2 separate regions of the Homo sapiens genome follow, and region 1 is linked to region 2. Evidence: read pairs that join two places in POLR2A ChIA-PET (ENCODE). Cell type or tissue: OCI-LY7. All regions are shown on one strand. Links, peaks and the distances in the headings refer to the core of each region. The heading gives the core; the rest is flanking DNA. Region 1 has its middle 23 kb from the start of VPS53-AS1. Region 2 overlaps VPS53 (VPS53 subunit of GARP complex).

The links. Peaks named below come from ENCODE experiments on the same cell type or tissue, not always from the same donor. Only the 100,000 strongest peaks of a DNase experiment are listed, where the experiment ranks them.
Region 1: POLR2A ChIA-PET joins it to region 2 with 9 read pairs; 6 of 35 experiments call an interaction of 5 or more read pairs at or near these places.

The regions. Positions count from the first base shown.
Region 1 is chr17:492,095-507,276 of GRCh38, reverse strand. No RefSeq gene overlaps it. Among named protein-coding and RNA genes, the nearest start is that of VPS53-AS1, 23 kb to the left of the region's middle. In OCI-LY7, for the core only: no CTCF peak of the experiment used is centred there; DNase peaks (open chromatin) are centred at 4,066 and 6,906; H3K4me3 peaks cover 1,141 bases; H3K27ac peaks cover 2,931 bases.
Region 2 is chr17:668,063-673,062 of GRCh38, reverse strand. All of the region lies in intron 4 of VPS53 (VPS53 subunit of GARP complex), which reads left to right. Among named protein-coding and RNA genes, the nearest start is that of VPS53, 44 kb to the left of the region's middle. In OCI-LY7, for the core only: no CTCF peak of the experiment used is centred there; no DNase peak of the experiment used is centred there.

The DNA.
Region 1 (15,182 bases), core at 3,971-8,970, 170 kb after region 2:
GGTCCCCCTGCTTTTCCTGATGCCACTCCCCCCCACAGCCTGTCGGTTTTGTTAGTGCGTCAAGGGAGTCCACTGCCCCCATCCCCACATGCATTCCTGCCGAGCAAGTCAGCTTCCATCTCAAGCACTGTCCTGACCCCGCTCTTGAGGGTCACCGGTGCTCTTCTAGAAAGTCAGCTTCCATCTCAACCACTGTCCTGACCCCGCTCTTGAGGGTCACCGGTGCTCTTCTAGAAAGTCAGCTTCCATCTCAACCACTGTCCTGACCCTGCTCTCGAAGGTCACCAATGCTCTTCTACAAAGTCAGCTTCCATCTCAACCACTGTCCTGACCCCGCTCTCAAAGGTCACCGGTGCTCTTCTAGAAAGTCAGCTTCCATCTCAACCGCTGTCCTGACCCTGCTTTCGAAGGTCACCAATGCTCTTCTAGAAAGTCAGCTTCCATCTCAACCACCGTCCTGACCCTGCTCTCGAAGGTCACCAATGCTCTTCTAGAAAGTCAGCTTCCATCTCAACCGCTGTCCTGACCCTGCTCTCGAAGGTCACCAATGCTCTTCTAGAAAGTCAGCTTCCATCTCAACCGCTGTCCTGACCCTGATCTCGAAGGTCACCAATGCTCTTCTACAAAGTCAGCTTCCATCTCAACCACTGTCCTGACCCCGCTCTTGAGGGTCACCGGTGCTCTTCTAGAAAGTCAGCTTCCATCTCAACCGCTGTCCTGACCCTGATCTTGAAGGTCACCAATGCTCTTCTACAAAGTCAGCTTCCATCTCAACCACTGTCCTGACCCCGCTCTTGAGGGTCACCGGTGCTCTTCTAGAAAGTCAGCTTCCATCTCAACCACTGTCCTGACCCCGCTCTTGAGGGTCACCGGTGCTCTTCTAGAAAGTCAGCTTCCATCTCAACCACTGTCCTGACCCTGCTCTCGAAGGTCACCAATGCTCTTCTACAAAGTCAGCTTCCATCTCAACCACTGTCCTGACCCCGCTCTCAAAGGTCACCGGTGCTCTTCTAGAAAGTCAGCTTCCATCTCAACCGCTGTCCTGACCCTGCTCTCGAAGGTCACCAATGCTCTTCTAGAAAGTCAGCTTCCATCTCAACCACCGTCCTGACCCTGCTCTCGAAGGTCACCAATGCTCTTCTAGAAAGTCAGCTTCCATCTCAACCGCTGTCCTGACCCTGCTCTCGAAGGTCACCAATGCTCTTCTAGAAAGTCAGCTTCCATCTCAACCGCTGTCCTGACCCTGATCTCGAAGGTCACCAATGCTCTTCTACAAAGTCAGCTTCCATCTCAACCACTGTCCTGACCCCGCTCTTGAGGGTCACCGGTGCTCTTCTAGAAAGTCAGCTTCCATCTCAACCGCTGTCCTGACCCTGATCTTGAAGGTCACCAATGCTCTTCTACAAAGTCAGCTTCCATCTCAACCACTGTCCTGACCCCGCTCTTGAGGGTCACCGGTGCTCTTCTAGAAAGTCAGCTTCCATCTCAACCGCTGTCCTGACCCTGCTCTCGAAGGTCACCAATGCTCTTCTAGAAAGTCAGCTTCCATCTCAACCGCTGTCCTGACCCTGATCTCGAAGGTCACCAATGCTCTTCTACAAAGTCAGCTTCCATCTCAACCACTGTCCTGACCCCGCTCTCGAGGGTCACCGGTGCTCTTCTAGAAAGTCAGCTTCCATCTCAACCGCTGTCCTGACCCTGCTCTCGAAGGTCACCAATGCTCTTCTAGAAAGTCAGCTTCTATCTCAACCGCTGTCCTGACCCTGATCTCGAAGGTCACCAATGCTCTTCTACAAAGTCAGCTTCCATCTCAACCACTGTCCTGACCCCGCTCTCGAGGGTCACCGGTGCTCTTCTAGAAAGTCAGCTTCCATCTCAACCGCTGTCCTGACCCTGATCTCGAAGGTCACCAATGCTCTTCTACAAAGTCAGCTTCCATCTCAACCGCTGTCCTGACCTTGCTCTCGAGGGTCACCGGTGCTCTTCTAGAAAGTCAGCTTCCATCTCAACCACTGCCCTGACCCTGATCTCGAAGGTCATCAATGCTCTTCTACAAAGTCAGCTTCCATCTCAACCGCTGTCCTGACCCTGATCTCGAAGGTCACCGGTGCTCTTCTAGAAAGTCAGCTTCCATCTCAACCACTGTCCTGACCCTGCTCTCGAGGGTCACCGGTGCTCTTCTAGAAAGTCAGCTTCCATCTCAACCGCTGTCCTGACCCTGCTCTCGAAGGTCACCAATGCTCTTCTACAAAGTCAGCTTCCATCTCAACCACTGTCCTGACCCTGCTCTCCAAGGTCACCGATGCCCTTCTAGAAAGTCAGCTTCCATCTCAACCACTGTCCTGACCCTGCTCTCAAAGGTCACCGATGCCCTTCTAGCCTGACTCACATCTGTCTTGACCCTTCTCTGGAAGGTCACCGATGCCCTTCTAGCCTGACTCACATCTGTCTTGACCCTTCTCTGGAAGGTCACCGATGCCCTTCTAGCCTGACTCACATCTGTCTTGACCCTTCTCTGGAAGGTCACCGATGCCCTTCTAGCCTGACTCACATCTGTCTTGACCCTTCTCTGGAAGGTCACCGATGCCCTTCTAGCCTGACTCACATCTGTCTTGACCCTTCTCTCGAAGGTCACCGATGTTATTCTAATCTGGCTCACATCTGTCCTGACCCTTCCTTCTCTCGAAGGTCACCGATGTTATTCTAATCTGGCTCACATGTGTCCTGACCCTTCCTTCTCTCAAAGGTTACCGATGCCCTTCTAGCCCAGCTCACATCTGTCCTGACATTTCCTTCTCTCGAAGGTCACTGAGGTTCTTCGTCTGGCTCACATCTGTCCTGACCCTTCTCTCGAAGGTCACCGATGCCCTTCTAGCCCGGCTCACATCTGTCCTGCCCAACTGCAGGATAATGTAACTGTTCTGAGCACGTTTAAGGTAGGCTAGGCTAAGCTATGACATTGGGGAGGTTAGGTGTATTAAATGCATTTTTGACTTAACAATGTAACTTACAGTGGGTTTATTGGGACGTAACCCCATCATCTGTGGAGGGGCATCTGTGTGTGAGTCCCCTCTCCCTGGAATCCTCCTTTAACTGTGTGAGTCCCCCTCTCCCTGGAATCCTCCCTTAACTCTGAGTCCTCCTCCCCGGAATACTCCTTTAACTGTGTGAGTCCCCCTCTCCCCGGAATTCTCCCTTAACTCTGAGTCCTCCTCCCTGGAATACTCCTTTAACTGTGTGAGTCCCCCTCTCCCCGGAATCCTCCCTTAACTCTGAGTCCTCCTCCCCGGAATACTCCTTTAACTGTGTGAGTCCCCCTCTCCCCGGAATTCTCCCTTAACTCTGTGAGTCCTCCTCTCTCCGGAATTCTCCCTTAACTGCTTTACTGGCTCTGGGACTTCTTAGTCTCCTTCCCCAGCTCTCCTCTCCTTCTGAGCCTTGACAGCGGCCAGGCCTCGAGGTCTTAGGCCCCCTGTTTTCATGCCAGGCTCCTGAGGACTTACCTGCCATCACAGGTGCAAACACCAGCTACACCTGAGCTCCCCCCAATTTTCAGTTCCTGTCTTCTAGCCAACTCCCATCATTAGCTTATATGCACCATCTCGAGGTAAGCTCAGCTTCCTTCCTGAATCCCCCATTTTTCTTTTTTTCTTTTCTTGTCTCTCTCTCTTTTTTTTTTTTTTTTTTTTTTTTTTGAGACAGGGTCTTATTCTATTGCCCAGTCTTGTCTCAAACTCTTGGGCTCAAGTGAGCCTCCCGCCTCGGCCTCCCAATGTGTGGGGATTACAGGCATGAGCCACCGCACCCGGCTGAATTCCCCATTTCTAAATGGCTCCACCTTCCTTTCCTAGGGCCTCAATCTCAACACCTTACTCACCCCTAACCACTCTGGCTGTCAGCCAATATGGTTAGTTTATCATAACATTTTTTTCTTAATGATTACACAGAGAACAGTCACAGAAATCAAAAGAAAATCTTGCCCCAACAAATCAAGAATGGAAGTCCCAGGAAGCCCGCACCGGCGGGTCTCGGTGTGCGGAAGCCGGAAGCCATTCTCTGCTGCTCAGGCGGGTCTCGGTGTGCGGAAGCCGGAAGCCATTCTCTGCTGCTCAGGTGGGTCTCGGTGTGCGGAAGCCGGAAGCCATTCACCCCTGCACCGGCGGGTCTCGGTGTGCGGAAGCCGGAAGCCATTCACCCCTGCACCGGCGGGTCTCGGTGTGCGGAAGCCGGAAGCCATTCTCTGCTGCTCAGGCGGGTCTCGGTGTGCGGAGTCCACTCTCCCTGGGCTCCCGGCTGGGCCTGCTCCACGCCTCTTTCCGTAGGGTTTCTCAGAAGGAGCTAAAGAGCCTGGCTCCAGCGGGTCTCTTCTCAAAACCGACGACACTGATGGCTCAGTGTGGCCTGTGCTGCTATTACCCTATAATATTGCAGTAGCAATGCTCATTTTTAAAGTACAGTGGGGCCGGGCGCGGTGGCTCACGCCTGTCATCCCAGCACTTTGGGAGGCCGAGGCGGGCGGATCACGAGGTCAGGAGTACAAGACCAGCCTGGCCAACATGGTGAAAGCCCATCCCTACTAAAGATAACAAAAAATTAGCCAGGCATCATGGCGCACACCTGTAATCCCAGCTGCTTGGGAGGCTGAGGCAGGAGAATCATTTGAGTCTGGGAGGCGGAGGTTGCAATGAGCCAAGATCGCGCCATTGCACTCCAGCCTGGGCAATAGGCGAGACGCCATCTCAGGGGAAAAAAAAAAAAATTAGCCAGTTTTGGTGGCACATGCCTGTAATCCCAGCTACTCGGGGGGCTGAGGCAGGAGAATCACTTGAACCCGGGAGGTGGAGCTTTCAGTGAGCTGAGATCATGCCAGTTCACTCCAGCCAGAGTGAGACTGTCTCAAAAAACAACAACAAAAAAAAAACCACTACATGGAAATATATCAGAAGTCCTACTCTCCTGTGAAGATTTCTCTGTATCTGTATGTGGGAAAAAGGAGATACTTTGTCAAAGGAAAAAAAAAAAAAAGAAATTAACATGAAGCAGGCCCCCCCACCTGCCAGATAACAAAATCCTGGATGCTCAGGTCCCAGGCCCCGAGTCAGCCCTGTGGAACCTGTGGGCACAAAAATTTGGGTCTTGACTTCTCAGCATCCTGAGAATTCTGTATTTTCATTCCAGAGTTGGTTGAATCTGTAGCTGCAGAACTGGCAGATGCAGAAGGCTGACTGTACATCTTGGACTTTTCCCTTGCCATGTATAGATCTACTCATTATTTTTAATGGCTGCTTGGTGCTTTATAGCTCAGCTATGCCATCATTTTTTTTCTTTTTTTTGAGACGGAGCCTCGCCCTGTCCTCAGGCTGCTGGAGTGCAATGGTGCGATCTCGGCTCACTGCAACCTCCTTCTGCCAGGTTCAAGCGATTCTCCTGCCTCAGCCTCTTGAGTAGCCGGGATTACAGGCGCCCGCCACCACGCCTGGCTAATTTTTGTATTTTTTAGTAGAGACAGGGTTTCGCCATGCTGGCCAGGCTGGTCTCAAACTCCTGACCTCAGGTGATCTGCCCTCCTTGGCCTCCCAAAGTGCTGGGATTACAGGCGTGAGCCACTTCACCCGGTCCCATCATTTATGTCATCAGTGCTATGGTTTGAATGTATATGTCCCTCCAAAATTCTTATGTTGAAAGTGAATCCCCGATGTGATAGTATTAAGATGTGGGGCCCTTAGGAGGTGGTTAAATCATGAAGAAGGGGCCTCAAGAATGGGATTATGACCTTATAAAGAGGTGCAGGGGAGCTGTGTGACACCCTGTGACTTTCTGCCTTCTGCCATGTAACAAGCAACATGGCGCCATCTTGGAAGCAAAGAGCAGCCCTCACTGGGCACGGAGTCCGTCAGCACCTGATCTTCGACGTCCTGGCCTCCAGAGCTGTAAGGAACAACGATCTACTATTTATCAATTAGTCCGTGGCATTTTATTGTAGCAGCGTGAATACACTGAGACAGCCAGTCTTCTAGCAATATAGCCAAAAGGCTGTGTTTAGTTTTTTGGCATTAGACTCACATCATCTGTGAAAATCTTTCTGCAAATGTCTTTGCTTGCTTGTACTCACATTTTTGTAGGACATTATCCTAAAATGGTTACATTTCCACTTAAAATGATTAAGGCTGGGCATGGTGGCTCACACCTATAATCCCAGGACTTTGGAAGACCAAGTCAGGCAGATCACTTGAGCCCAGGAGTTTGAGAGTGACCTGGGCAACACGGTGAAACCCCATCTCTACAAAAAATTATCCGGGTGTGGTGGTGCGCTCCTGTAGTCCCAGCTACTCGGGAGGCTGAGACGGGAGGATCGCTTGAACCCTGGGATGTCAAGGCTGCAGTGAGCTGTGATTGCACTGCTGCACTCCAGCCTGGGTGACAGGGAGACCCTGTTTCAAAAAGGAGAAAAATCAGATTAAAGGAGGTGTACATTTAAAATGTCGCTAGCTGGCCGGGCGTGGTGGCTCATGCCTTTAATCCCAGCACTTTGGGAGGCCGAGACGGGCGGATCACAAGGTCAGGAGATCAAGACCATCCTGGCTAACACAGTGAAACCCTGTCTCTGCTAAAAATACAAAAAATTAGCTGGGCGTGGTGGCCGGCGCCTGTAACCCCAGCTACTCGGGAGGCTGAGGCAGGAGAATCGCTGGAACCTGGGAGGCGGAGCTTGCAGTGAGCCAAGATCGTGCCACTGCACTCCAGCCTGGGCAACAGTGCGAGACTCTGTCTCAAAAAACAAACAAACAAAAAAAGCCCGCTAGCTCTTGCCAAAACACCTGCTGCAGTTGGTTTTGCTGCACATCCCCATGGTGGGTGTGTGGGTACCCACCGCACATCCTCACTCATCCTGCGTGGCTTTTCCTGTTTCTTGAGAGAGAGGATGTAGTTTCATCTCTATCTGTAGAAACCCAGTAAGCAGAAGTTCCCCTTTGGTTTTCATTGCACAAGGCCAGCTGTGACCCAACTGTGTCTTGCAAGAGAGTGTTCTTATTCAAGATCTACTGAGTAAAGACCCCTGCCTTTCCTCCCGGTCAGGGGTCCTCCAGTGCGTGATTTCTTGGTTCTCTCAGGACATCAATGATCATCCTTTGGATAGGTAGCGAAGTCACATTTTGCTGTTAAGTGGTTGTTTTTCTATTCTTTGCCCCTTTCCGCAGCAGCAGGTGGGGCCTCGTCTATGCACTGCGCTCAGGTGCAGATGGTATCGAGATAATTGCTTGAATTCTTGTGCAGACTTTTGTAATTCTGCAGTAGAGACAAAAGTCTTGGAATCCGTGCTATCAATGTAAGAATGTTGGAATGCTGTTTTGGTTTGTTTTCTTATTCTAAAAATCTGCCTTTAAATGTTAAGAACCAAAATGCTGAAGCATTTTTGCACCCAATCCACACTATCATCACAGGGACCGGGCATCTGGACATAAACATTTTTTTTCCACCTAAAAAGAAAGAAAGTGGATTTTGCCCAGCAGATGAGAAAAGAAAAGCCAGAGAGGCTTAAAGGCTTGTAGGTCCCTGAGAAGAAACCCGGAGCCCCAGCACTCTGGGCTGAGCCCCAGTAGGAGAAGCACCCCCATCAGCTTGAGGAGGATGCTAATCTAGAAGCCACTGTCTGGCTTCCAGCAATGCCCCTGTGAGACTGAAGCCCCCAGAGAAAAGTTCTGTGTTCAACAAGGCACCAGGAGACAGCGAGTGAGGACCTGAGGGTGCTGTCCAGTTAGAAAGGCCTAAGGGGGAGGCCTCTGTGTACCGCAGAGTCCCTCCTACCCAATCATGGGCAGGTAATGGCTGCTAAGAGCTCCCAAGCTCCCAGAAGTAGTGAAAGGACCAGCACATTGGCTGAGACCTGGATTTGGAACAAGCAGAATGGAAAGCAGGCGGCACGTGGACACCAAAGCAGACAGTAGGGCTGGGTGTGCTGGCTCCTGCCTGTCATCCCAGCACTGTGGGAGGCCGAGGCAGGCGGATCACCCGAGGTCAGGAGTTCAAGACCAGCCCAGCCAACATGGCGAAAGCCTGTCTCTACTAAAAATACAAAAATCAGCTGGTGTAGTGGTGCATGCCTGTAGTCCCAGCTACTTGGGAGGCTGAGGCAGGAGAATGGCTTGAACCTGGGAGGCAGAGGTTACAGTGAGCTGAGATCATGCCACTGCACTCCAGCCTGGGTGACAGAGAAAGACTCTGTCTCAAAATTAAATTAAATTAAATTGCTGAGAATGGCCAGGCGCGGTGGCTCACGCCTGTAATCCCAGAACTTTGGGAGGCTGAAGCGAGTGGATCACTTGAGGTCAGGAGTGTGAGACCAGCCTGGCCGACATGGTGAAACCATGTCTCTACTAAAAATACAAAAATTAGCTGGGCGTGGTGGCAGGTGCCTGTAGTCCCAGTGACTCTGGAGGCTGAGGTAGTAGAATCCCTTGGACCTGGGAGGCGGAGGTTGCAGTGAGCTGAGATTGCACTCCTGCACTCCAGCCTGGACCACAGAGACTCTGTCTCAAAGAAAAAAAGCAGAGAGTGGCACTCAATGGCCGAGCAGAACAAGTTACACGTCAGTAGAGGCCAGGGAGGTGGGAAGATCAGCATGGGCCAGGTGCTCACCACCAGCCTCCCAGCCTTGCTGCCAGGATGCCAGATAAGCCTCCCAGGTGCCACCACCTTGGCCAAGCTCCCCTCCCTCCTCTGCCTTGCCTTTCTCTCCTCTCCTCTCCTTTTCCCTCCATCCCTCCCTCCCTCCCTTTCTCTCTCTTTCTTTCTCTCTCTCTTTCTTTCAACAGGCTCTCACTGTGTCACCTAGGCTGGAGTGCAGTGGTGCGATCTTGGCTCACTGCAGCCTCTGCCTCCCAGGTTCCAGCGATCCTCCCACCTCAGCCTCCCAAGCAGCTGGGACTACAGGCGCCCAGCACCACACCAGGCTAGTTTTTGTATTTTTTGTAGAGATGGTGTTTCACCGTGTTGCCCAGACTGATCTCTCCTGAGCTCAAGCAATCCTCCCGCCTCAGCCTCCTGAGTAGCTGGGACTACAGGCATGCGCCACCACACCCGGCTATTTTTTGTATTTTTTGTACAGATGGGGTTTCACCCTGTTGGCCAGGATGGTCTCGAACTCCTGACCTCAGGTGATCCACCCGCCTCGGCCTCCCAAAGCGCTGGGATTACAGGCGTGAGCCGCCGTGCCCAACCCTCAAAGGGGTGTTTTTAGAAATTGATATTTGTGTCTTGGTCTAGCCCTGCAGGGTTCATGTTTGAATTCTACAGAGAAGGCAGAAATAAAGGAAGCCACGGGGCTTCAGGACCACCCCACCCACGCAACCAGGAGGGGTGAGAGGCGCTTTGCAGCAGAAGACCTACAGGCTAATGCCCGAGAGCCACAGGGGCCTCTGCCACCACCAGCACCGGCAGCAGTGCCCAGGGCTTTGGGCGGTGCCTGGCAAGGGGCAAGGGGCAAAGGGCAAGGGGACCGTACCCATGTGCCACCACTGTCACCTCTCTCAAGAGGCTGCAGGGGCTGATGGTACTTGTAGCAGGGGCACCCAATCGGAGGACCATGGTGGTCCACCGTCACACACCTTAGCAGAACCAGAGGCCAGGACAGTGAGGGCTAGAAAAAGAAAAGAAAATTAAGAGCAGGCATTCCATAAGTGTGACCAGGTTTATTTATGAGCTTATGAAAGACATCTTCGGGGATTCCCAGACGTACTTGTCAGTGGTTGGAGGTGGGGGTGGAAGTCCTACAAGGGAGCGGGGAGAGGGGCAACAACACTGCCCCAGTTGGCCCCAGGCTGATGTGGCCTGGGAAGAGATAAGACCCTCCCTCACCACAAGTTCTTCCCCCTCTGGCTCATTCTCAGTAAAGACCCAAAACTGAAACACATTTCTTCAAAGCATGTAAATGTCTTCAGCAAGTATCAGGCTGCAAACCACAGCTGCCTCCAGCCTGCATGTATTCTGCTCTGAACTGGGGATAGGAGAGGGGTACGTGAAGCCACTGTGGCTCCCGGGAAGGACACAGCTAAGTCACCTGTCATTGTGTGGAGCAAACAGGCTGCCTCCAAGGGCCCTCGCTCTCCGTCCCTTCCCGGGCAGCCCCCACAGACCCGAATCCTCAAGGGGCCCTGGAGTACCATGGAGACCTTTGAGCCTGCCTTTGGAGTGTGGCCACACAGACCAGACGTTTGATCCCCAGGGATAATGACAGCACGCCCTTCTAGCAAGTCAGCCCAGGAGCCGAGGGTCTTAACTTCAACTGCTCACCCAAGGGCTACTTTTCTGGTCTGCAAGTCCTCGTCCAGCACGAATACGCAGAACGGAGCCCGAAGTGCAAGTGTATTGATGCAGCTCCGAGGAGGCCATGTGCCCCAGCTCTTTGCCAAATCCCACCTGGATTTATTTTGCAGAAGACAAGGAAGGTCCTTTTCTGTGTAACTAGGGAGCATTTGGGAGAATCAGCTCTTAGCTTACAAAGAGGCCTCCAGAGTGGAGCCGTGTTTGACTGGCATCAGGGGACTCCCCACACTGGGCACACTGGACTGATGGATGCCAGCTGCACTTCCTGTCTGGGTTTGTGTCATCATTTGGACCTGGCCAGACCCCACGACTCCAGCCAAACGGGTGGTCTCCCAACTGAGAGATCAGAAAAAAAGCCAACGGGGCACAGTGGCTCACACCTATAATCCCAGCACTTCAGGAGGCCAAGGCAGGTAGATCACCTGAGGTCAGGAGTTTGAGATCAGCTTGGCTGATTTCAACATGGTGAAACCCTGTCTGTACTAAAAATACAAAAATTAGCTGGGTGTGCTGGTAGGCTTCTGTAATCCCAGCTACTCGGGAGGCTGAGGCAGGAGAATCACTTGAACCCAGGAGGTGGAGGTTGCAGTGAGCTTAGATCGTGCCACTGCACTCCAGCCTGGGCAACGAGAGCAAAACACTGTCTCAAAACAAAAAACAAAAAAACCCAAACAAACAAAAAACAAAACAAAACTAAGAAAGCCAGCCTGTTCCTTCAGACCTGATAGCCCTGAAAGCGAGAACTTTGGTAGCCCTTTGCCTGTATCTGTTTCAGGCCATCTTTGTGAGTCTCGGGGGCTCAGGGTTATGAATCGAGCTCACCAACATGTGTGGGTACACTCATATGGGCTGTGTTCTGTCAGGTTTGTGTTTTTAATTCAATTCGCTTCTTTACTGAATATGACAGGTCCCTTTCAATGTTCTTTGAAAACTATCACCTTAATCTAAACTAAGGAACAAAATAACTTTTTGTTAAAAACATTTTTAGGACAGGGTCTCGTTCTACCACCCAGTAGTGCGATGGCGTGATCATAGCTCATTGCAGCCTTGACGTGGGCTCAAGTGATTCTCCCACCTCACCCTCCTGAGTATCTGAGACTACAGGTACCTGCCACCCACCTCACCCTCATGAGAATCTGAGCTCACCCTCCTGAGAATCTCAGACTACAGGTACAGGCGGCCACCATGCCAGGCTAATTTTAACAAAAATTTTGTAGTTGGCTGGGTGTGGTGGCTCACACCTGTAATCCCGGCACTTTGGGAGGCCGAGGAGGGAGGATGGCTTGAGCCCAGGAGTTCAAGAGCAGCCTGGGCAAGATGGTAAGACCCTGTCTCTACAAAAATAGAAATAAATGTTAAAAAAATGATAAATTATGAGAACAGAGCAATAAAAATATAAACATAAATTATAAAAGTAGAGCTTTACGGCTGGATGTGGGGGTGCACTCCAGTGGTCCCAGCAACTCAGGAGGCAGAAGTGGGAGGGTTGCTAGAGCCCAGGAGTTCAAGGCTGCAATGAGCTATGATCGTGCCACTGCACTCCAGCCTGTGTGACAGAGGGAGACCCTGTCTCTATTAAAAAACAAAACAAAACAACAACAAAAAAAGTGTAGAGATGAGGACTCACTATGTTGCCCAGGCTGGTCTCAAACTCCTGGGATCAAGCAATCCCCACCCCTCGGCTTCCTGAAGTGCTGAGATGACAGGTGTGAGCCACCATGCCCAGCTGTAAAGTTCTGTTTTTCAAAAAGCATTTTGGTTGACAGGTGCATATGAAGGAAAGAGAAGACCTGGTTCAACAGCAGGCAAATCCACACATCATGAGCCACAGAACAGCCCAAGACCTGGGGGCTGGGAGAGGGCCGGTGTCGGGCACGGGGCACCAGCCAGCATGCGGGGCCTGGGGTGTGTTTAATCCACTGTCTGGCAGGGCTTACGGAAGACAAGCTGTTCCGAAACAGTACGCAGCAGCGGTGTGGGGGTCCTGCCCTCTTCCTGTCTGACTTAACTCCCACTTGGGCAGCGGCTTAATTTAGTGCAGAAAAAACAAAAACGCAGGACTGGCATTCATGGTGAGGCAGCTTTCGTTTCTCAGACCCTGCCGGGAGAGGCCTCGGGCCAGAAGCCGAGTCCTCTGAGGACACCGCATCTCCATGACCCAGGCGAGGGACTGACGGTCCTGCTCTGGAAGGACGGCTTTGAGAAGAGACCTGTCTTGTGCAAGCCCCTGGTCTCCTGGGTCCCGCTCATTTTGTGTGATTCGCCCCTGATTTCTAGGTGCACCCCAGCTATTATTCAAAAGCAGGCCAGTCTTCAGAGCTGGAAAAGGTAGAATGGGCTGCCTTTCCCAGGGTTTGCTTTGAGTTTCTTTAAGCAATGTCCTTTGGAAAACATCAAGATAAGACACAGGATGATGATGGGCCCAGTAGCGAGGCCCTTCCGAAAATCCAAAGCAGATTAGCTGTGTGGACTCACTGCTCAGGACTATGGAAACACTCCTGACTTCCAGGGGCTGAGCCGCATGGCTCTTATGTAAGGAGAAAGAAAATCGCCTTCTCTCCCACCCGGAAGGACTCCTGGGCAGGTTGGAATACCAGGAGTTCAAGGAGAAGCCTCGGCCAGGCCACGGGTGCTCCCTGGGTTCACCTCATGTCTCTTCCAGTCGGCTTAGGCTTCTCTTTGAGCTCTTTAAAGACAAGGGCGCGATCTCGGCTCACTGCAACATCCACCTCCTGGGTTCAAGCAACTCTCCTGCCTCAGCCTCCTGAGTAGCTGGGATTACAAGTGCCCGCCACCACGCCCGGCAAATTTTTGTATTTTTAGTAGAGACGGGGTTTCACCATGTTGGCCAGGCTGGTCTCGAACTCCGGACCTCAGGTGATCCACCTGCCTCGGCCTCCCAAAGTGCTGGGATGACAGGTGTGAGCCACCACACCCGGCCCCCTCCTCAGCATAATTGATTGGCTGAACAGAACTCTGGGAGCCATGGGGGGTGTCAGTGTTTGGTGCAGCTTATTGGTGGGGTGGTGGCTGAACGGTTTGGGGGAATCTGCATATGGGACCGGGGTCTCTACCTCAGCTTCTCCGTCAGTGTCAGTGCCGGGGCTGGATTCTCTCCAAGCCCCTCTGATTTCTTGTGTGTGTCAGTTCTGAGCATATCTGTAAATCTGTAAAGGAGGAGGACCGGGTGCAGTGGCTCACTCCTGTCATCTCAGCACTTTGGGAGGCCAAGGACGGGGGTGGATTGCTTGAGGTCAGGAGTTCAAGACCAGCTTGGCCAACATGGCAAAACCTCATCTCTACAAGAAATACAAAATAGCCAGGTGGGGTGGTACACCCTGTAGTCCCAGCTACTGGGGAGGCTGAGGCAGAAGAATCACTTGAACCCAGGAGTTCAACCCAGATTGAAGGAGGCGGAGGTTGCAGTCAGCCAAGATTGCACCACTGCACTCCAGCCTGGGTGACAGAGTGAGACTCTGTCTAAAAAAAAAAAAAAGCTGGTGGCTCACGTCTGTAATCCCACCACTTTGGGCGGCTGAGGTGGGCGGATCACGATGTCAGGAGATCGAAACCATCCTGGCTAACACAGTGAAACCCTGTCTCCACTAAAAATACAAAAAATTAGCCGGGCGTGGTGGCGGGCGCCCAGCTACTTGGGAGGCTGAGGCGGGAGAATGACGTGAACCCGGGAGGTGGAGCTTGCAGTGAGCCAAGGTCACGCCACTGCACTCCAGCCTGGGCGACAGAGGGAGACTCAGTCTCAAAAAAACACAAAAACAAAAACAAAAGAAGGAGGCCACACTGGGTGACAGGAACCTCTCCTCAGTGCCAGGGTGGCACCTTGGCAAGTCCTTTAAGTAGATCTGGCTTCCTGAACCCAGAGGACAACCTCAGGACCACCATCTTCCCAGACACCTTTCCCAATCTAACCAGGCTTTCATGCTTGGCTGGCAAATTCCCTCCAGTGAGTCCAGGCCTCCCACTGCCAACAAACCGTCTTTCTACAACCCCAGAAAGCACTGAGACTCCTCCTCCGATGCCACCTGGGCTGTGCAGATGGTGGGATCCAAAGGGGTAGGAGGTACAGCTGTGTCCCTGCATCAGAGGCCTGTGAAGCGGAGTGACTCCATCTTGAATAGCAGCTGGGTAAAATGAGGCTGAGACCTACAGGGCTGCATTCCCAGATGGTGAAGGCATTCTAAGTCACAGGATGAGATAGGAGGTCGGCACAAGATACAGGTCATAAAGACCTTGCTGATAAAACAGGCCGCGGTAAAGAAACCGGCCGAAACCCACCAAAACCAAGATGGCCATGAGAGTGACCTCTGGTGGTCCTCACTGCTACACTCCCACCAGCGCCCTGAGAGTTTACAAATGCTACAGCAACGTCGGGAAGTTACCCTATATGGTCTAAAAACGGGGAGGCATGAATAGCCCACCCCTTGTTTAGCATATCCTCAAGAAATAACCATAAAAATGGGCAACCAGCAGCCCTCGGAACTGCTGTAAGGAGTAGGCATTCTTTTTTTCCTTTACTTTCCTAATAAACTTGCTTTCACTGTATGGACTCGTCCTGAATTCTTTCTTGCCCAAGATCCAAGAATCCTCTCTGAGGGCCTGGATCGGGACCCCTTCCCAGTAACACTTGCAATACCATTTGGCCAGGACCGTGCACTGTGGATTTTGCAATCTCTTCCCGCAGACCCTGAATGAATGAACCACCTGCCAGCACACAGGCGCGTGCCAGGTTTTACCTTCTGTGGAGGGATGATGCCGACTTTCTGTTCTCAGCAAGCTGTCTCGGATCAGCTGTGTGACTTGGGGCAAGTGAAATCCCTCTCTGTTTCCTTACATGAAAG
Region 2 (5,000 bases), core at 1-5,000:
TCGGCTCACTGCAAGCTCCACCTCCTGGGTTCACGCCATTCTCCTGCCTAAGTCTCCCGAGTAGCTGGGACTACAGGCGCCCGCCACCACGCCCGGTTAATTTTTTGTATTTTTAGTAGAGACGGGGTTTCACCGTGTTCGCCAGGATGGTCTCGATCTCCTGACCTCGTGATCCACCTTCCTCAGCCTCCCACAGTGCTGGGATTACAGGCGTGAGCCACTGCGCCCGGCCGCTGCCATTCTTTATTCATCGCTCTTTGTATCATTTTGTGTATAATTCAGACATGTATTCCTTACAAGCCCTTTAAAGATACATTCCCTAGCTAGTGATCTTTTTCTCTCAGTATCTAGCACAGTACATGTAATAGGCACTCACTTTTTAATTGAATGAATGAACAAAAGACTTCAATTTTTTTCTGGAGAATGTCTCATTTTCAGCATGGTTCAAAGATTCCATCCTCTTAATCCATGAGCCGTTCTTCTGAGTCTGCCTGCAGATACTGAACTTAGCCATCTTATTTACAAAGCTCTAAAAGATGAGTAACAACCTCTGATTCTTAGAGGGTAGTCTCATCTGAAATATCCTACTCCATCTAGGAGATGTGGGAATACTAATAGTTGCCATTAAGTGAGCACTTTCTGTGAGCTGAGTGCTTTATAAACTCATTCAAGACTCTCTTGGTTGCAGAAGACAAAAATCCCAATTCAAACGGGCTTAGGCAAAAGGGGGATTATTTGGAAGGATCCTGTTGTGTCTCGTTTGAAGAAGTTCAACAAGTGTGACCGCCAGAAGGATAGCGTCTCAGCTGGGCTTGTCAAACAGCTGAAGCCAAAGACGGGAGTAAAGCTCAGAGAGAGAGAGAGAGAGAGAGAGAGAGAGAGAGAGATTGAGATTGTGTGAGAGAGAGATTGTGTGTGTGTGTGTGTGTGTGTGTGTGTGTGTGTGTGTGTGTCACCCTCATCATCTCTACCTGTAGTCCAGCCTCCTGCCCTTCCTGGGGAACCTAGCTGCTCTCTAACTCAGTTTCACTTCTTGGGACTCCTACCACCCGCGAAAGACAAACTCTTTTTCCCAATTCTCATTCTGGTGGCTCACGCCTGTAATCCCAGCATGTTGGGAGGCCGAGGTAAGCGGGTCATGAGGTCAGGAGATGGAGACCGTCCTGGCCAACATGGTGAAACCCCGTCTCTACTAAAAATACAAAAATTAGCTGGGTGTGGTGGCGGGTGCCTGTAATCCCAGCTACTCAGGAGGCTGAGGCATGAGAATCACTTGAACCCAGGAGGCGGATGTTGCAGTGAGCTGAGATCATGCCACGACGAAGCGTGACTCTGTCTCAAAAAAAAAAAAAAAAAGTCATGGGAAAACTGCTCCAACGAGGGCCTGGTCAGCTCTTGGACAGCAGACTCTGTAGAAACACGGTGAAAGGAAGATTTCGCATGCGGAGGGGAAGAGTGTTGGGTAAACGATTCCAAACATATTTTCTACTCTCACATTCCTTACTACCTTTCAGGTAGCTGATAGAATTTGCATTCTGGAAATTATGAAACTACTTCCTAGAGGATAAGAGGCTTGACAGAAATCACACAGTAACTGGCAGAGCCAAGGTTTGAATCCCAGTCTGCTAGTTGAAAATCCCTTGCTTGTAACTCATACAGCATGTTGCTCCCTCCCTCCCTCCCTCTTTCTCTTTTCTTTCTTTTCTTTCTTTCTTTCCTCTTTCTTTCCTGTCTCTCTTTTCTTTTTTTCTTTTTCCTTCCTCCCTCCCTTCCTTCCTTCTTTTTGTCCCTTCCCTTCCCTTTTCCTTTTCCTTTCTTCTTTCTTTTCTTTTCTTTCTCCGTCTCACTCTGTTGCCCAGGCTGGAGTGCAGTGGCATAATCTTGGCTCACTGCAACCTCCACCTCCTAGGTGCAGGCGATTCTCCTGCCTCATCCTCCCCAGTAGCTGGGATTACAGGTGTGTACCATGATGGCTGGCTAGTTTTTGTATTTTTAGAAGAGACGGGGTTTCACCATGTTGGCTAGGCTGGTCTCTAACTCCTGACCTTAGGTGATTTGCCTGCCTCGGCCTCCGAAAGTGCTGGGATTACAGGCGTGAGCCACTGCACCTGGCCCAGCACGTTGCTTTTCCATATAATAGAAAAGGGAACCAGCAGATAGATGTCAAGTTGGAAAACAGAAATGGTAGCAAAATAGTGGAAAAATCTAATTTTCTCCCCAGTAACCGTGAATAATAGCACCTTATTTTTTCACAGAATAGTCTAAAGCCATACCAGCTCTTCGGAAAATGAACAACCTTTCCTCCTTCCTGCAGTGGCCACAAAGGGGATCTCGGTTTAAAATCTCTGAAAGGCTGCCTGCGGACTCACAGGATAAAGGCAGCATCATTCTCTGATGGCGCAGACTGCAAAATTAGATGGACCTGAGAGCCAGAGGGATGCTCATTTCTTAAGGCACTGCCAATGAATCAGAGCCCCTCTGTCTACTAACGTGGCAGACAACAGTTCTGCAAAAAAAGGAAAAAGAGAAAGAAGAAAGCAGGAGAGTCTGTGCCAGGTTCCATACTCCTTATCTTCCACACGTGACCTCCTGTGGCTTTGAGAGCCTGCTCACCGTCTCCTCCAGGAGGCAAGGAGAATTCAGAGTAGTGGTTACCATTAGGATGCACAGAAATACAAAGATGCTGGAATTGGTTTTGCTGAGCCTTCTAGGCTAATTCAGTGGGTTGCTTTTCATCTCCTGTTTACAGAATTTGAGTCTTAAAAGAGGAGCACGGCAGTCACCGCTTTATAACACCGTCAGATACAGGCTGTGGCTCCAGTGCCCAGTTCACCAGTGCCCAGTTCACCAGTGCCCAGTTCACCAGTGCCCAGTTCAGAAACTCCAGTAGGGGCAGATTAAACACAGTCGCCGCTTTATAACACTTTAGGATGCAGGCTGTGTGTGTATAGAATTTGAGTCCTAAAAAGGGCCACAACAGTCACTGCTTTATAACACCTTTAGACGTAAGCTGTAGCTCCAGTGCTCCGTTCAGAAACTCTAGTGGGGTAGATTAAATGCAGACATTTTTGGGAGTGATTAGTTCTGTTTTTAATCCACATACAGCTTGGAATGGAAAGTAGCCACCTTTTAATTTTTTTATTATTACTTTTTTTTCTTCTTTTTTTTTTTTTAGATGGAGTCTCGCTCTGTCACCAGGCTGGAGTGCGATGGCACCATCTCAGCTCACTGCAACCTCCGACTCCCTGGTTCAAGTGATTCTCCTGCCTCAGCCTCCCGAGTAGCTGGGATTACAGGCATGCGCCACCACACCCAGCTAATTTTTGTATTTTTAGTAGAGATGGGGTTTCACCATGTTGGGCAGGATGGTCTTGATCTCTTGACCTCATGATCCACCTGCCTCAGCCTCCCAAAGTGCTGGGATTACAGGCATGAGCCATCGCACCTGGCCTAATTTTTTTTTTTTTTTTAAGACAGAGTATGTCTCTGTCACCCAGGCTGGAGTGCAGTGGCGCAATCTTGGCTCACTGCAGCCTCCGCCTCCTGGGCTCAAGTGATTCTCATGCCTCAGCCTCCGGAGTAGCTGGAACTATAGGCATGTACTAGCACACACAGCTAATTTTTTTAGTATTTTTAGTAGAGACGGAGTTTCGTCATGTTGGTCAGACTGGTCTTGAACTCCTGGCCTCAAGTAATCCACCGTCAGCCTTGCAGCGTGCTGGGATTATAGGTGTGAGCTACTGCCCCCCCGGCCAACCACGTTTTTATTTTAAAAAGTGTCTAGGGACAGTGCCAGAGTGATTCTTTCAGCACATTTCTGATTAGCCAGGTAGTGAAGGTATTTTTGTGTTTCTTAAAAAAACCTTAACTTCTTGTAGGACCCATGATTCTTCCAGTTGCAAAACAATCTTTCTATATGACTCATGATCAGAGGTTAGATGTCAAATATTAGGGTGTGTGTTGAGAATGGACTTGCCTGATAGCACCAGTGCTTCAGAGGAGTTTTTAAACTCTGCAAAATGAATTATAGTACATTTCCCCAACTTCAGTACCTTATTAAAACAAGCAAAAGTATTCCAGCCCGAAAAAAGTCTGGCACATAGTTTATCTATCTTGGAGACTGTGACATGTAAGATTGTGTGAGTCTTATTTGTTTGCTGGAAGAAAAAAGCGATACCTTCAGCAGAGACAGTTCTGGTAGGATGCCAGGTTTAATGTAAGAGAGAAAGGGATAGAAACCCTTTCTCTGAGATAGGATCATGCAGACTTCTTCATATGTGAGACCTAAGTGTATAACTTAGCCCCTTTTTTGCCTTTCTTAGCTGCATGTCATATGTTTTAGGGTGTTTGTCTAGAACACAGTAGCTATGGTCCCATTAGCATGTCACCATAACATGACATGACCTGCAGTATCACAGAATTCCATGTGAGCTGTGTCGAAAAAGATCAGTCCTTTCTAGTGGTCAGTTGCCTACAGAGGCCTCTGTTGCACTTTTTACTCCACGATTGAAACTTTTTTAGAATTTACTGATCCCATGTAGCATCTTGGATATTAGACTCTGTTTAAGCCAAATAGAGAATACTTACAGAAAGCATGAAGCTGTGATTTTGAACCACTGCTCATGGTTGGGCCTGAAGTTAGAGGAATGGTTATGAGCGCACTTATTCAGAGCGGTAGCCTCAGCACCAGCACTCTTACAGGTGCACCATGATACTTTTAATCAGTGGGCAATATTTGTCAAGGTCCCACTGTGCCATAGCCTTGCTTAGGTGCTGTAGGTGAGGTGACCATATGATTTATCACCAGAGTCACTTTGAGAAGGAGAGGGAGCTGTTAATAACTATACTGAATCATAAACGCAGCGTGTCCCCGGTAAACCAAATGGATGATTGGCTCAGCTATGGGCTCTATAGGAGTGCTGTTCATATCCTTGGTCCCCATTCTAAAGGATACTTATAACCCTGCTAAAGGGCTAATACTCATACACTAAACCAGTGGT